Linked DNA regions of Homo sapiens: region 2 is linked to region 1. A link is a loop called in an ENCODE intact Hi-C map of the cell type or tissue named here. Cell type or tissue: natural killer cell. All regions are shown on one strand. Each heading gives the region's core, and the rest is flanking DNA. Links, peaks and the distances in the headings are about the cores only.

Region 1 (8,451 bases), core at 307-8,306:
AGTTCTCAAATACGGAGTAGAACTGGACATACCACCTTAATAAGGACCTAGTCAGGTAGAGCTGAGAATATTGGAAGGTTTCACTTTCAGGTACAGCATCCAGTTGTACATGTTGTGGTGTCACATGGTCATGGAGGGCACAATTCTTATGACACTTTACTGTTCTTTTCAGGGAAAAGTCTGGTCTGAAGAGTTTATATTCTGCTCTGAACCCCAGTTGTTTTTTTTCCTCTTATACGTGTGGCTAACCAGTAATTACTTATCATGTCTTAGCAGCTATATTTTCTTAAGCACAGAATCTCACTCTTAGCATATTGGGATCTATTTTAACTTTTGATTGAACCAAGTTGTTCAGTCATTTTTAGATCTTTACTTATGAAATATTAATCCTTCCTAGTTTGTATAATTGTATTATCTGTTGCTATGCAACAAATTACTCCAGAGTTTAGTACCTTAAAACAGTTAAATGGCCAGATGCAGTGGCTTACGCCTGTAATCCCAGCACTTCAGGAGGCCAGTGCGGGCCAATCACTTGAGGTCAGGAGTTCGAGACTAGCCTGGCTAACATGGCGAAACCCCGTCTCTACTAAAAATACAAAAATTAGCCAGGCGTGGTGGCATGCGCCTGTAGTCCCAGCTACTTGGGAGGCTGAGGCAGGAGAATTGCTTGAAACCGGGAGGCAGAAGTTGTAGTGAGCCGAGATCACGCCCCTGCACTCCAACCTGGGTGACAGAGTGAGACTCCGTCTTAAAAAACAAACAAATAATGAAACATTTATCCTCTCACAGCTTCTGTAGGTGAGGAACTTAAAAGTGACCTAGCTAGTTTTTCTTTTTAAGAAATACTTAATATTTTTTATTTTATTTTAATTTATTCATTTTATTAATATTTACTCAATTTCTTTGTTCATTTTTATTTTTTATTTTTGGCTGGAGTGCAATGGCACCATCTCGGCTCATTGTAACCCCTGTCCCTGGCCTCCCTCAAGCAATCCTCCCACCCCAGCCCCCAAAATAGCTAGGACCATAGGCGCATGCCACCACTCCTGGCTAATTTTTTGTATTTTTAGTAGAGGCAAGAGTGCCATGTTGCCCACACTTGTCTCGAACTCCTGAGCTTAAGCAATCTACCCACCTCAGCCCCTCAAAGTGCTGGGATTACAGGTGTGAGCAACTACACCCAGCTTGTACTCATTGTCTTTTTTTTTTTTTTTTTTTTCCTTTTAAGATAGGGTCTCGCTCTGGCACCCAGGCTGGAGTGCAGTGTTGTGATCATATATGGCTTGCTGTAGCTTCACCCTCCCAGGCTTAAATGATCCTCCCACCCCAGCCTTCTGAGTAGCTGGGCCCACAGGCGCATGCCACCATACCCAGCTAATATTTCCATTTTTTTTTTTTTTAGAGATGGGGGTCTCCCTGTGTTGCCCAGGCTGGTCTCGAACTCCTGGACCCAAGTGATCCCCCCTCATTGGCCTCCCAAAGTGCTGGGATTATAGACATGAGCCACCACACCCAGCCTACTTAAAGGATTTTAAATCTAGAAAATCTATTGTTAATTTATTTTTTCACTGTTACAAATTTTATTTTGTCAAGGTAAAATATACATATACATATAGAATTTACCATCTTTATCATTTTTTAAGTGTACAGAAGTGGTTCCTTTTTTTTTTTTTTCCAAAGAGACGGGGCCTGCTCTGTTGCCCAGGCTAAGGTGCAATGGTGCAATCATAGTTCCCAATAGCCTCCTGGGCTCAAGTGGTCCTCTCACTTCAGCCTCGTAAGTAGCTAGGATAACAGGTACACACCACCATACCTGACTAATTAAAAAATTTTTTTCTTAGAGATGGGATCTTGCTATGTTGCCCAGGCTGGTCTCAAACTCCTGGCCTCAAGCAATCCTCCCATTTCAGCCTCCCAAATAGTTGGAATTACAGGCACCAGCCACTGCACCTGGCCAGGGGTAGTTCTTTTCCCCCCGCAAGCTGAAGTGCAGTGGCGTGATCTTGGCTCATTGCAACCTCTGCCTTCCAATCTCAAGCGATTCTCCTTCCTCAGTCTCCCGAGTAGCTGGGACTACAGGCATGCGCCACCACACCCAGCTAATTTTTGTATTTTTTGTAAAGACAGGGTTTCACCATGTTGGCCGAGGCGGGACCTCAGGAGATCCACCCGCCTCGGCCTCCCAAAGTGCTGGGATTATAGGCATGAGCCACTGCATTCAGCCCCAGAGGTAGTTCTCAATTAGAGTTTCTGGGGTTGAAATCAAGATGTTGGCTAGAGCTCTAATCATCTGAAAGCTTAACTGGAGCTGGAGAATGTGCTTCCAATCTCTGACATGTGGCTGATGACAGAAGGCTTTAGTTCCTCATTACACATACCTCTCCATGGGGCTGCTTGAATGTTCTCACGTGACAGCTGGCTTCTTCCAGAGCAAGTGCTCCAAGAGAGAGCAGAAGAAGCCTAGTCTCTGAAGCCTAACACTATCAGTTTTATCACTTTCTATTTATATTTTAAGTATAGTCCATACCCAAGGGGAGCAGAATTAGAAGAGAGGAATATCAAAGAATTTGTAGATATATTTTGAAGCTACCACAGTGACCTATGAACATAAACCAGCCAGCAGATCACTTAAGGAAATATCTGCCATTATCTTACCATTGTTAGCATTTTAGCCTATTTCCTTTCATTATTTTTTCATGTTTCTCCTTTTTACATAGTTGCAATCACTGTGTGTGTAAGTGTACTCACAAAATTTTATATTCTGCTTTTTTCACTGTGTGGTTATTTTCTGTCATTAGTGAAAAAGATGCCTTATCCCAAGTCAACCTCTAAGGAATGCTGGTGCTTGAATTGTTTCTACCTTTCATTCCCTCTCTCATTTCAGTCCTTTCTTTGATAGAAGTAATAAGTGTGAGATAGAGAACTAATGAAAGATAGACTCTGACATACAGAGATTAAGGAAGAAGATCCTTAAAGCCATTGGCCTTATTTATCAGATACCAAGAACCCAACCAAATAGCACTCAAACAAAAACTTTATGCTGTATAAATTTTAATTTTTATTATCTTCTCTCCTTGCAGCAACTACAGTTTCTCAACAGATGGTTTCAGTGGCTCAGGAGGTAGTGGCAGCCATGGTTCATCTGTGGGTGTTCAGGGAGGTGTGGACTGGATGAGGAAACTAGCTTTCCGCTACCGGAAAGTGAGAGAAATCTATGATAAGCATAAAAGCAACGTGGGTGGTAAGTGTGGCATATAACCAGTCTGATTCTCTGTTTCTTCCTGGTTTCCTCCTTTTCTTTCCAGGGATTCCTTAGATTCCCCATGACAACTGCTTATAAATTATGCCACAGTTATATGTTAAACTCTGTATTTAAAAAAATAGAGGTTTGGTTGAAACCTTTTGGGAGGAAGCTCTATATTTCTAACGGGCTTCTCTAAGCATAATTTTGGAAAGTTCTCTTGTTGTCTTTGGACAAATGCCTTTTTAAAGGAAACATGTTCTGTAGATTATGTTTGATGACATGTATCACAACTGCTGTCAACGCTAGTTAATAGGGTGCCACATTTTTTTTTTTGGCTGGTTTATATAACTATCAGGACAAGTTAAGTAGAACTAGCTAGTAACTTTTCGTGGACAGAAATCTAGGTCCAGGATTGTAGGTTGGTAGTATCAATGTGTTGTGATTTAAAGAATCTTGGAAATTCTTTCTGACCAGAAATATTTCAAATGCCAGATGCCACTAAGCCTAAAATTCTATTATTTAGAATTAATTAATCATAGATTGTTTGAATTAAAAGAGACAGAAGTCTAATCTGAATTCCTCATTTTACAGTTGAGAAAAGTGATGTCCATCATAGGGGTAGTGGGGGCAGCTTATTCATGGTCACATTGCAAATTTGTAACCATACCATGTTTGAAATTCACATTCCCTAACTTTTTGGTCCAGTGCACTTTCATGCAGCTCCTTTTATAGTGAGGTACTCTTTTGAGAAAATATTTAAAACTGTAAACCATCACCATCAAAGATACAAATACATACAAAATGTTGCTCAAAGATTCAGGGATTACATAGCCTGCCTAGAGCAGGGGTCCCCAATTCCCGGGCCTCAGACTGATACCAGTCAGCGGCCTGTTAGCAACCAGGCAGCACAGCCACATAGCAGGAAGTGAGCAGGCCGGCAAGTGAGTATTACTGCCTGAGCTCCACTTCCTGTCAGATCAGTGGCGGCATTAGATTCTCATAGGAGTACAAACCCTATTGTGAACTGCACATGCAAGGGATCTAGTTGCATGTTCCTTATGAAAATCTAACTAATGCCTGATGATCTGAGGTGGAACAATTTCATCTCGAAACCTCTCGCCCCCCACCCAGGTCCATGGAAAAATTGTCCTCTACGAAACTGGTCCCTGGTGCTGAAAAGGTTGAGGACTGCTGGCCTAGAGGTATTTTACTCAAGGTCAAGAGCCCTTGTACTATACTATGCTGCCTTACAATATGGCGCAGAAAGTAGGAACAAGACTTTACAGATCAATTTGGTTCATTTCAGTTACAGCTCTCTAATACCAGATAAAAATCATGGGCTTCCAGACTTCAGGAATCTAATTTACTTTTTTCAGATTCCCCTTTTTGTTGCTTATTTCTTCTCATGATTCAAAGCCAGTATTTTTTATTTTGGTAACTCCACATCTTTTTGCATTTTCTTTCTCACAAACATTAGCCTTTCTTTTGTTAGTTTTCATATACAGCCTGAGTCTCTTTATCTTTTCCCTGCCCAATGCCTGGACCTGGTTTCCTGAACAAAGCGATGTAACCCTGTGTGAGAATCCTCTGAGCCTACTTTGGAGAATAGATTAAAATTAATGGCCAGCTGTATGTTTTGTACAATATGAATTGATGAAAGCGCCACATCATGTATTAGTTGAGTATATCATATATAGGTACTGGTTTTGTTGTCGTTTTGTTTTATCCAAAATGTTAAGAGTCATCTAATTCTAGGCTTACATTGTGGAACCATCAATCTGAAAACAAATTATACTCCAGTTCTCCTCCTCACAAAAATGCCATCTGCTTTTATGGAGTATTACTAATAGAATACAGGATTTTTTTTTAACCTTCACTGTAGAAAATTCAGATCCAGATTTACTGCTTGAATATTTTAACTGAAGTGTCTGAGAGCAGGCTCCCATCATATGAGCTCTCTTTTGTGCTTAGATATCTAGTCTTGGGTAGTGTTTTAGTGTCTTATCAGTTGGAGTTGTTTCAGAAGTACAGTATGGAGAATTAGTCATTCAACCTGGAATTTCATGTCAACATGTTCTGAAGCAAGTGGACAAGTAGTCACCATGGAAGTTCTGTGGAGTAGTGGAAAGACTTCTTAAGACCAAAAGCTGCAAACTTACTGTGTAATCTTAGGGCCCTTTTTTTCATTGGGTTTCGTTTCTTTACAGAGAGATTAGAAATGCTAAGGACTCTTCTAGCTGTAACACTAATTTTTCGCACTTTGGTTCTTGATGTCATGTTCTAAGCAGTGCAATTCAAAGTGTGGTCAACCAGTCTGCAAAAGATATGCTATTGGTTGGTGATGAAAGAAGGAGCTTGCACCAGAATCTAAATTATTTCTGTCAGCTGATTTTATTGTTGTTATTGTGTCCCCGTAACAAGATTTTTCTAAAAATTTATCTTTGCCTGAACATCCCCAAAACACTGTGATAAAGAAAGTAAAAATGGCATTCTGGGTAGCACTACTCTAAGGTTTCTCCAAGAAGAGAAATTAAAAAAAAAAAAAATGCCAGGCACGGTGGCTCACACCTGTAATCCCAGCAGTTTGGGAGGCCAAGGTGGGTGGATCATGAGATCAGGAGTTCAAGACCAGCCTGGCCAATATGATGAAACCCCATCTCTACTAAAAATACAAAAATTAGCTGGGTGTGGTGGCAGCTGCCTATAATCCCAGCTACTCAGGAGGCTGAAGCAGAGAATTGCTTGAACCTGGGAGGCGGAGGTTGCAGTAAGCTGAGATTGCACCACTACACTACAGCCTGGGCGACAGAGCAAGACTCCATCTCAGAAAAAAAAAAAAAAAAAGGACAACTGGTCTTATCTTGACACCAAGAACCACACTTCCAAATCCTTGTTCACTCACGCCAACACTGGCCTCCCGACAAATTAGGAGATGTTCAAGGAGAAACACGAGGTTGCCATGCTAGGGGCACCCCATAGCTCTGCTCCCTTGATGTCCTCTGTGATCCACATCTGCAGTGAGACCTCCATGCCCAAACCCTGTTCAAAATGCTCTTCATAAACTAGTGCTTCCTGGGCTTCATAGCATTAGTGTACTGCATGAAGTCTAGGGACAGGAAGATGGTGGGTGATGTGACCGGGGCGCAGGCCTGTGCCTCCACCACCAAGTGCTTGAACATCTGTACCCTGTTCCTCGACATCCCTGTGGTCATTGCACTCATCATGCTTTTCACCACTAGCTCAGTGATAATCTTCCAAGCAATTTCTCAGAAGATAAAGGATCTCCAAGGCCAGTAGTAGAGCCCATGTACTCCACTGCTGACCCTGCACCCTGGGGCTGTTGGTCCTGCCCTTTTGACCCCACCCCTATATACAGCAGTTTATATTCACCTGTCTACAATGGAATTCAATAAAGCACATGTGTTCATGGGAAAAAAATACGTATATGTATATATATATATATAAACATACTCAGTAGAATATTTCAGTGACTCACACTTTTTAAATTGAATTTAGAAGTTGCTTTCTCACTGTCAGCAAATATATGTTGTCAAATGATAAATGTGTCTGCTTTTATTCCTAAAGGTCTCCTCAGTCCCCAGAGGAAGGAAGCACTGCAGAGATTAAGAGCAGAAATTGAAGTTTTAACAGATTCCTGGTTAGGAACTGCATTAAAGTCCTTACTTCTCATCCAGTCCAGGTATGGAAATGGTTCTTTTAGGTCTCATCCTCTCAGCGACATATTCTTCTACTCCAGTTCAGGATAAGCCATTCTCTAAAATAGGGTTTGGGATAGGGGTAGAGAGGAGTTTAAATGATGTAGGGAAGTATTTGTGTTAGGTGAGAAGCAAGGTCATTTTATGTTAACAGCACAACTTCTAGTTTTAAGAGAATATTTATATATGAAATCCTTTTTCTTTCTCCTTACTTTTTGCTCACGAAATTAAAACTCAGTAACCCATAATCTCTTGTCCATAAGTTGGACCTGGTGACGTCAAAGAATACATGGAGGAGATGTTATTACAATGTCCTAGGTACAGGAAGCTCCAAGAAATGTATCCAAACCCACTAAAGAAGGCAAGATTCAAAAGAAAAAGGGTACATTAAGCAGATTAAGGAGATTTCAACGTGAAGCTTAGACTGGGAAATAAATGCACCAGTCTGTGTCTGCACCAATACCCTATTACTCCCTCCCGCAAAGCAGTAATTCCAGATCCACAACGTAGTAAACAGTAAAGCTGACACCAAGGAGTGGATATCTGGTGAAGGTAAAGGACATATAAAATTAATGTGTATTCTAGAATCTATGTTGCTATTGTGTGAAGAGCAAAGCGAACACAAATCATATCTCATTTATGGACTGACTTGCATTCAGATGAAAGAGTACAGCTCAGAGCTTTTTGTTGTTTGTTTTCTAAAATATGCTATCAGTGACATGGGTTGGTGGTATTTATCAAGTACTTGTGACTAGAATGGTCAGAGGGGAAAGAAGGCAAGAACTAAGTTGTTGCTGTGTGTCCACTAAGATAACAAAAATGAGTAGAATCTCTGCCCTTTAATATAGAAAGTAAATGAACATGAAATAATGAGTAGTAGCTGAACATTGGCTCTGAACAGTATAATACCAGGTCCTTTAAAGTTAATTTTTAATAATTAAATTCTAAAGAGTTGGCACATACGAATTCTTGCTCCCAGGTTGGTTTAGTTTCACCTTTTCTTTTCCCTTTTACTCCCTTATAGAAAGAATTGTGTGAATGTTCTGATCACTACCACCCAGCTGGTTCCAGCCCTGGCCAAGGTTCTCCTATATGGACTAGGAGAAATATTTCCTATTGAGAACATCTATAGTGCTACCAAAATTGGTATGGTTTCTATGCTGTTTCTTGTCACTGGCCTTGCAATAAAACTTTCTACTCATGATGCACCTATTATTTTCTAGCCCCTCTTGTTAGACACTTTATTTGTAATACCTACAGTCCTCACAACAGTCTTCTAATATTTTCAGTAATGCAATTGAGGCTTAGTAGTTATATAGCTTGCTCAGGTTCTCACAGCTAGTAAGTTACATAAGCATGCTCTTTGATAATATTTGAAAGAACATAATATCTAGCTTAGAAATCTAGTTTTGCCTCATTTCAAGTTTCTCTTTTTCACAGAGAGTATGTAGTATAATAGAAAAAGCACTAGGTTAAAAATCAAGCTTCTAA
Region 2 (8,451 bases), core at 133-8,132, 120 kb after region 1:
GAAGAGCTGATCAAATCAAGTACTGCCCATGGTCAAACAGAAGGCCAAGGTGGACGCAGGGACTGAAGGAAGGCAGTGTAGAGGAGGGCCGGGGGAGGAGTGGGAGGACACAGACGGGAAGACTGACCCTGCACTTCAGAATCAAGACGCAGCCACGACCACCAGCGGCCTAATGCTGCGTCCCGGCGCGGTCGGAGCTCTGTCCCATGCGCACCGCGGGGCCACCTAGGAGTGGCCCGGCTGCATCCACCTCCCGCGCCTCAACCCACTGACTTTTCATCACTACCCTGCGGGGCAGGTCAGCGGTCCCCGTTCCACGAAAGCAAAAGCCGAGGTCCAAAGAGGTTGAGTGCGGCCCCAAATCACACAGCTTGGCCAGTGGCAGTGTCGGGATTTGAACCCAGGGGCAGTTTCCCCGGATTGCTAACGTCTTCTCCGGGTCTCTGCCCCCGCCCCACACCAAGGGAGTGCTCGGAGGGGTTCCAGCCCCCGCTCACCCTCGAAGTAGACCCCCGAGCAGACCCGCAGCACGCGCGGGAGGGAGGCGGGGTCCAAGGCGCGCACGAAGTCCTGCAGCGGCACCGGCTCCATGGTCCCCGCGGCTCTCTGGGCTCAGACTGAGGGGCGGGCGGGCGGTCCCCGGGAGCCCTGCAGCCCCGCCCCGCCGATGCCCCGCCCCGCACGCCGAAGCCGCCCCGCCAGCCCGCGGGAGCCCTGCAGCCCCGCCCCGCCGAAGCCCCGCCCCCCGCCCCCTGCAGTACCCTATGGGGAAGGGGCGATGATGAAGATGAAGAAGTCCCAGACGCCCCCTCAGCAGTGCTCCCAGTTAGAAAAAGGGGACGCGGCCCGACTTGTTCTGCGTCTCATAGGAGGGACATGCCTCTGCCCTTTGGGTTTGAGGAGGGAGATGTAGTGTCAGGGCTCCCGAATGTCCCTCCAGGACACTCCATGGTCCTCTATCGGAAACCTCCTGGTGAAGGGGATCTCATTACCTCTCCAGAACTCCCATACTCTTTCGATAATTATTGTCTACGTTGGCCTCGAACTCCTGGACTCAAGTGATCCTCCCACCTCGGCCTCCCAAAGTGCTGGGATCACAGGTGTGATCCACCTGTGAGCCACCACGCCGGGCCTCACCAATTCTAGTTAAAAATTCTTCCTAAGGCTAAAGAGAAATCTGCTTAGAAGCCGGACCAACCACTTATCCTGACCCCACAGGCTCGGGATAAGCCTTTTCCATTTCCCTGTCCCTCAGGAGTCAGACCAACATAGGTTCAAATCCCAGGTCTCCTCTTGCTCGTTGTATGACGTTAGGCAAATCACTTTGATTGTGTGAACCTCAGTTTCTTACTCTCTAAAACAGGGAGAAGAGGGCCGGGCGCAATGGCTCACGCCTATAATCCCAGCACTTTGGGAGGCCGAGGCGGGTGGATCACCTGAGGTCAGGAGTTTGAGACCAGACTAACATGGTGAAAACCCGTTTCTACTAAAAATACAAAAAAACCTAGCCAGACGTGGTGGCACACACCTCTAATCCCAGCTACTCGGGAGGCTGAGGCAGGAGAATCGCTTGAACCTGGGAGGCAGAGGTTGCAGTGAGCCGAGATTGTACCATTGCACTCCAGCTTGGGCAACAAGAGCAAAACTCCGTCTCAAAAAACAAAAACAAAAACAAAAAAACAGGGAGAAGAGGCTGGGTGTGGCCTGTAATCCCAGCACTTTGGGAGACTGAGGCAGGAGGATCACTTGAGACCAGGAGTCCTAGACCACCCTGGGCAAACTAGCAAGACCCTGTCTCTTAAAAAAAAGAATAAAATAAAATAAGGCCAGGCGCGGTGGCTCACGCCTATAATCCTAGCACTTTGGGAGGGTGAGGCGGGCAGATCTCCTGAAGTCAGGAGTTCAAGACCAGCCTGGCCAATATGGCAAAACCCTGTCTCTACTAAAAATACAAAAAAATTACTGGGCACAATGACTCACGCCTGTAATCCCAGTACTTTGGGAGGCCAAGTTGGACAGATCACCTGAGGTCAGGAGTTCGAGACCAGCCTGACCAACAGGGAGAAACCCCGGCTCTACTAAAAATACAAAAGTAGCTGGGCGTGGTGGCACGTGCCTGTAATCCTATCTACTCAGGAGGCTGAGGCAGGAGAATCGCTTGAACCCGGGATGTGGAGTTTGCAGTGAGCCGAAATTGCATCATTACACTCCAGCTTGGGTAACAAGAGCAAAACTCTGTCTCAAAAAAAAAAAAAAATTAGCTGGGTGTGGTGGTGCGTGCCTGTAATCCCAGCTACTCGGGAGGCTGAGGCAGGAGAATCGCTTGAACCCGGGGGGGCAGAGGTTGCAGTGAGCCGAGATCACGCCACTTTACTCCAGCCTGGGTAACAGAGCAAGACTCCATCTCAAAAATAAATAAATAAATAAGTAAATAAATAAAATATCCAGGCATGGTGGCATGCACCTGCACTCTCAGCTACTCAGGAGACTGAGGCAGGAGGGTGGCTTGAGCCTGGGAGGTCGAGACTGCAGTGAGCTATGATCATGCCACTGCACTCCAGCCCCAGCCTAGGCAACAGAGTGAGAACCTGTCTCTAAAAAAATAAAAAAATAATAAAATAGGAGAAAGAATTATATCTCAGCAGATTGTGAGGATTGAATAAGATGATATAGGTATTGTGCAAAATGCCATATTTAGTTTTTTTGTCACTATAAAAGTAACAAAAGACTTTTAATCAAAGATAATAACAGAAGTTTAAAATACAATGAATAAATTCTAACTAAAGAACATTTGATTAATAAAAAGCAGGCATTCTTTACCCACCACCCAAAATACTTACACTAACTACTAATATTTTGTTGTGTTTCTTTCTAGTTTTTTTTTTTTTTTTTTTTTTTTTGAGAGGGGTGGGCGGTCTCATTCTGTCACCCAGGCTGGAGTGCAGTGCTGCACACACAGCTCACTGTAGCCCCCAACCTCCTGGGTCAGGCTTCACAAAAGTGAAGGGTCTTGCCTAAGGTTATGCCAAGTGGAGACACTGGGATTTTAACCCGGCTCTGCTAGGCTCCTCCTGCAGGCCAGAGAAAATGACCGTTCTTCACTTCTTTCCCAGGTGCTTAAGCAGATTGTGGAAGTTTGCTGGATTTCTGCTCAGCCCAGTTATGTCTAGAATTTCAGTAGAGGATGGGCTTTGGAGATAGACAGAGCTGGGCTCAAACCCTGGCTCCACTACTTCTTAGCTGTGTGACCTTGGGCAAGTCCCATACCCTCTCTGAGTCTCAGTCTCCTCTCCCTCTTTACAACCAAGGCTGGCAGGAGACAGGTGTTGGTAAAAATGTTAGTGTAACCCAGGCACATGGGGACATGCCCAGTACCCCATATCTACAATCATTACATGATATTGTTCTTTCCCAAGACCTCCTGTGCCTCTGACAAGAGTTCTCATCTTCTTTATTTCTCCCAACACTCTGCATTCTATTTGAGGAAATAAGACACTCAATGGGAACCTGACTTCCTTGCGGTTGCCCGTGTAATGGAGGAACTAAAATCTGAACCGAACCTGCAGGTGGTCACGGCCCAAGCCCTTTTCACTTCCCCAGGTTGGGAGCACCAGCCTGGGGATCTGTCCTTGGCTCCTCAAGAGCTGAATGGGGCAGAGAAAGAAGCTCAGATTCCCACAGTAGGACAGGGGCAGAAAGGAAGTCCCCCCGCCCCCACCAGCTGTGAGGAGGATGCCTCCAGCCACCGGGAACAGAAGTTCCTCATTTCATCAACCCATCTCTGTCAGCTTTTGGACTCTGAAGGTGGATGGCTCAGGACCTCCTTTGGACAGTGCAGGAGGCAGCTGGCCACAGCGGCAGGGTGACAGGATGGGGTCAGACCCGTGCCTGCTGTGTGGCACCACACACTCCGGTATATGATGTGTCACGTGACTTGGTGTTTTTCAGCAACTTGCCAGGCAGGATGTGGGGTCCTCCCTCTCCTCCCGTGTTTCCTCCCACTGTAGAGGAAGGTAAGGGCCTAACACTGACACAGCACTGGGCAGCGGTTGTTAAGGTGTCCTGCCATCCACTTCAACACCCACCGGCGTGGCCCACTCACCCAAAGCGGTGGGAAACATCCCAGCAGCCAGCAGGGTCAAGGGCAGTGTGGCAGGGACAGGGAGAATGCCTGTGCTCTGAGGGCGAGGGATGGAGGCCCAGCACATCCCTGAGCCTGCAGAAGGGCTGGAAGCCCTCCGCATGCTGGCTGGAAGTTACCAGTGTCCCTACCGTGTGATGCTGCCAAGCAGTTTGCCACTCAGTGATACTCCAGGCACCCAGGCTGCCCACCAGAGCAGATACACGCCTGGCCTGTGGGTCCCGAAGTTGTCCTCGAGTTGCTCCCTCACTGGGAGAGCAAGATCCACCAGCTGGCCCAATGGCTTCATGGCGCCCTTCCGCAATGACCACAATACAAAGACGGCACCACAGCAGCCCACAGGTCTCCTGCAGAAATGCTCACAGTTCCCAGGCGCGACGGTGGCAAAAGGGCATGTCTTGTCTTGTAACTGTTTTCTGGATTTTCCAGAACACAGTTTGAGTACTTAAAAGAAATTTTTTTCTTCCAGTCTGGAGCCTTGTCTTATTTTTAATTTTTAAATGTTTTTTAGAGACAGGGTCTGGCTATTTTGCCCCCTCTGCCCTTGAATTACTTTCATATTAACAAAAACAACATGAACAGACCCTGCATGGCCCCTCTGAGACAACTGTGGAGATCATGGGGGAGGGGTTCTCCCCCCAGTGCAGGTTTTCACAGGAGTAAAATAGGTCACTTTCGGGAAAAGATGCTCAGCATATCTTTTTTTTTTTTTTTTTGAGATGGAGTCTCGCTCTTGTCACCCAGGCTGGAGTGCACTGGTGTGATCTTGGCTCACTGCAACCTCCGCCTCCTGGGTTCAAGTGATTCTTCTGCCTCAGCCTCTCGAGTAGCTGGGATTACAGACGTGCCCACCACGCCCAGCTAATTTTTTTGTATTTTTACTAGAGACAGGGTTTCGCCATGTTGGGAAGGCTGGTCTCGAACTCCTGACCTCAGGTGATCCACCTGCCTCGGCCTCCCAAAATGCTGGGATTACAGGCGTAAGCCACTGCACCCGGCCAATGCTCAGCATATCTTTAAGGAGGCAGGCGTGTCTGCTTGTAAAGCCTCAGAGGGCTGGCTCATGCTCCTGTGTGGTGGAAAATTAGTTCGACTCCCCTCTTGGCTTTTTTCTTTTGTTTTCTTTTTTTTCGAGATGGAGTTTCACTCTTGTTGCCCAGGCTGGAGTGCAATGGTGCGATCTTGGCTCACTGCAACCTCCGCCTCCCAGGTTCAAGCAATTTTCCTGCCTCAGCCTCCCGAGTAGCTGGGATTACAGGCATGAGCCACCATGCCTGGCTAATTCTGTATTTTTAGTAGAGATGGGGTTTCTCTGTGTTGGTCAGGCTGGTCTTGAACTTCCAACCTCAGGTGATCCACCCGCCTCGGCCTCCCAAAGTGCTTGGATTACAGGCATGAGCCACCACACCAGCGCAAAACCCTTAATTAAAAGAAATTAAGGAGTGTGTAAGCAGAAACTCAGTTGTATGTAAGAAAACCCAGTTCCCCCGAGGAAGAGAAAGAGCTGGAGTCCTTTAAAAATTAACTGCCTGTGTTTCTGTGGCTAGTGAGTCTTATCTGTCCCTTTCCCAGACATTGTGACAACCCTGTTTCTCTAGATGTGCAGCTGCAAGGTCACTAGGCAGATAAACTCAAGTCACAAAACGTGTTTTTCCTTGAAAAATAAGAAATGATGTAATACGTGTCTCAATTGATTAAATAACTGCCTTTGTTTCTCGCTTCTGTAGTATGCTTCCGCCTGCACAGTTCTCCCCCCGCCCCACGAAATGCTTAAAAGGTAACTTAACTCTTTGTTCAAGGCTCAGTCCTTTGCATGTTAATCTGACTGGGCCGGTGCACCTAAATAATTAACAAATATCCTCCTGAACCCCATAGATCTCTCTGATTCCTTATAAATCCAGCAACACTGTCACCCAGGCTGGAGTGCAGTAGTGCAATCACGGCTCACTGCAGCCTCAACCTCCCAGGCTTAAGCAATCCTCCCACCTAAGCCTGGTGCATGCCACCATGCCCAGCTAATTTTTTTTTTTTTTTTTTTTAATTTGAGACAGAGTCTCACTCTGTCGCCCAGGCTGGAGTGCAGTGGCGCGATCTCGGCTCACTGCAAGCTCTGCCTCCTGGGTTCACGCCATTCTCCTGCCTCAGCCTCCTGAGTAGCTGGGACTACAGGCGCCTGTCACCACGCCCGGCTAATTTTTTGTGTTTTTTAGTAGAGATGGGGTTTCACCGTGTTAGCCAGGATGGTCTCGATCTCCTGACCTCGTGATCCACCCACTGCGGCCTCCCAAAGTGCTGGGATTACAGGCATGAGCCACCATGCCCGGCCCATGCCCAGCTAATTTTTAAACCTTTTTTTATAGAGAAGGAATTTTGCTATGTTGCCCAGGCTGGTCTTGAACTCCTGGGCTCCAACAATCCTCCAGCCTCAACCTCCCAAAGTGCTGGGATTACAGGCATGAACCACCATGCCCGGCCCATACAATGAATATTATTCAGCCTTAAAAAGGTATAAAACTATGACACACGCCACAATATGGAGGAAACTTCTGGACATTACGCTCAGTGAAATAGGCCCATCACGAAACGACAAACACTGTATGATTCCACTCAGATGAGGAACCTAGAGTCGTGAAATTCATAGAAAGTCAAAGGGAGGCCTGGTGCAGTGGCTCACGCCTGTAATCTCAACACTTTGGGAGGCTGAGGCGGGTGGATCACCTGAGGTCAGGGGTTCAAGACCAGCCTGGTCAACATGGTGAAACCCGGTCTCTACTAAAAATACAAAAATTAGCTGGGCATGGTAGCGGGTGCCTGTAATCTCAGCTACTTGGGAGGCTGAGGCAGGAGAATCTCTTGAACCTGGGAGGCAGAGGTCGCAGTGGGCTGAGATCAAGCCACTTCACTCCAGCCCAGGCGACAGAGCAAAACTCCGTCTCAGCAAAACAAAAAAAGAAGAAAGTCAAAGGGTGGCTTTTCCCCAGCCACTGGGGGAACGGGGAATTTGGGAGTTGTTGTTTAATGGGTGAAGAGTTTCAGTTTTGCAAGATGCAAATGTCCTAGAGATTGGTTGTTTGCACAATGTGAACATACTTAACACGACTGAATTATACACTTAAAAATGATTAAGGGCCAGGCGCGGTGGCTCAAACCTGTAATCCCAGCACTTTGGGAGGCCGAGGCAGGGGGATCACGAGGTCAGGAGATCGAGACCATCCTGGCTAACACATGAAACCCCATCTCTACTAAAAATACAAAAAAATTAGCTGGGCATGGTGGCGGGCGCCTGTAGTCCCAGCTACTCGGGAGGCTGAGGCAGGAGAACGGCATGAGCCCGGGGGGCGGAGCTTGCAGTGAGCCAAGATCAAGCCACTGCACTCCAGTCTGGGCAACAGAGCGAGACTCCGTCTCAAAAAAAAAAAAAAAAAAAAAAGATTAAGGGCACATTTCTCAAGGTCTCCTGAGGACTGTGTCATGAATTTTTTTTTAACTGTTAAGATGGCAATTTTTTTTTTTTTGAGACAGTCTTGCTCTGTCACCCAGGCTGGAGTGCAGTGATGCGATCTCGGCTCACTGCTACCTCTGCCTCCCGTGTTCAAGCAATCCTCCTGCCTCAGCCACCTGAGTAGCTGGGATTACAGGTACCCGCCACTATGCCCAGCTACTTTGTGTATTTCTAGTAGAGACGGGGTCTTGCCATGTTGGCCAGGCTGGTCTTGAATTCCTAACCTCAGGTGATCTGCCTGCCTCGGCCTCCCAAAGTGCTGGGATTACAGGGGTGAACCACCACACCCGGCCAAGATGGTTAATTTTATGTTACGTGTATTTTACCACATTTTTTTTTAAAGACTGCTTCTAACCCTAAACCCAAAGTGTAGCATTGTTTATTCTTCAGCAGTGGTCTGGCTGGTATTGAGTTCCCGGTTGAAACAATGTTCCCCGCAAATTTGGAAGCATTGGTTCCATGGTTTTGCAGTCCTTTTTTTTTTTTTTGGAGACGGAGTTTTACTGTTGTTGCCCAGGCTGGAGTGCAGTGGTACTATCTCCGCTCACCACCACCTCCGCCTCCCGGATTCAAGCAATTCTACTGCCTCAGCCTCCCGAGTAGCTGGGATTACAGGCATGCACCACCACACCTGGCTAATTTTGTATTTCTAGTAGAGACGGGGTTTCTCCATGTTGGTCAGGCTGGTCTTGAACTCCTGACCTCAGGTGATCCGCTTGCCTCAGTCTCCGAAAATGCTGAGATTACAGGTATGAGCCACCACGCCCGGCCCAGAGTTGAATCTTCACACATGCAGAGGCAATGGGAA

The links. Hi-C counts contacts between places; a loop is a spot of excess contacts. Peaks named below come from ENCODE experiments on the same cell type or tissue, not always from the same donor. Only the 100,000 strongest peaks of a DNase experiment are listed, where the experiment ranks them.
Region 2: it touches region 1 in a loop (3-fold over the local background); 4 of 110 quality-filtered maps call a loop at or near these places.

What each region holds. Positions count from the first base shown.
Region 1 is chr1:27,988,190-27,996,640 of GRCh38, reverse strand. EYA3 (EYA transcriptional coactivator and phosphatase 3) reads left to right here. Exons shown (of 18, transcript NM_001990.4): 14 at 3,081-3,241; 15 at 6,830-6,944; 16 at 7,985-8,106. Among named protein-coding and RNA genes, the nearest start is that of XKR8, 32 kb to the right of the region's middle. In natural killer cell, for the core only: no CTCF peak of the experiment used is centred there; DNase peaks (open chromatin) are centred at 3,190, 4,160 and 5,530; H3K27ac peaks cover 4,594 bases.
Region 2 is chr1:27,864,712-27,873,162 of GRCh38, reverse strand. It overlaps THEMIS2 (thymocyte selection associated family member 2), which reads right to left and starts at 619. Exons shown (of 6, transcript NM_001105556.3): 1 at 498-619. The coding sequence starts at 591. RefSeq lists a silencer at 502-771, an enhancer at 3,445-3,494 and a cis regulatory region at 5,529-6,050. In natural killer cell, for the core only: no CTCF peak of the experiment used is centred there; DNase peaks (open chromatin) are centred at 312, 652, 3,932 and 4,432; H3K4me3 peaks cover 1,315 bases; H3K27ac peaks cover 2,581 bases.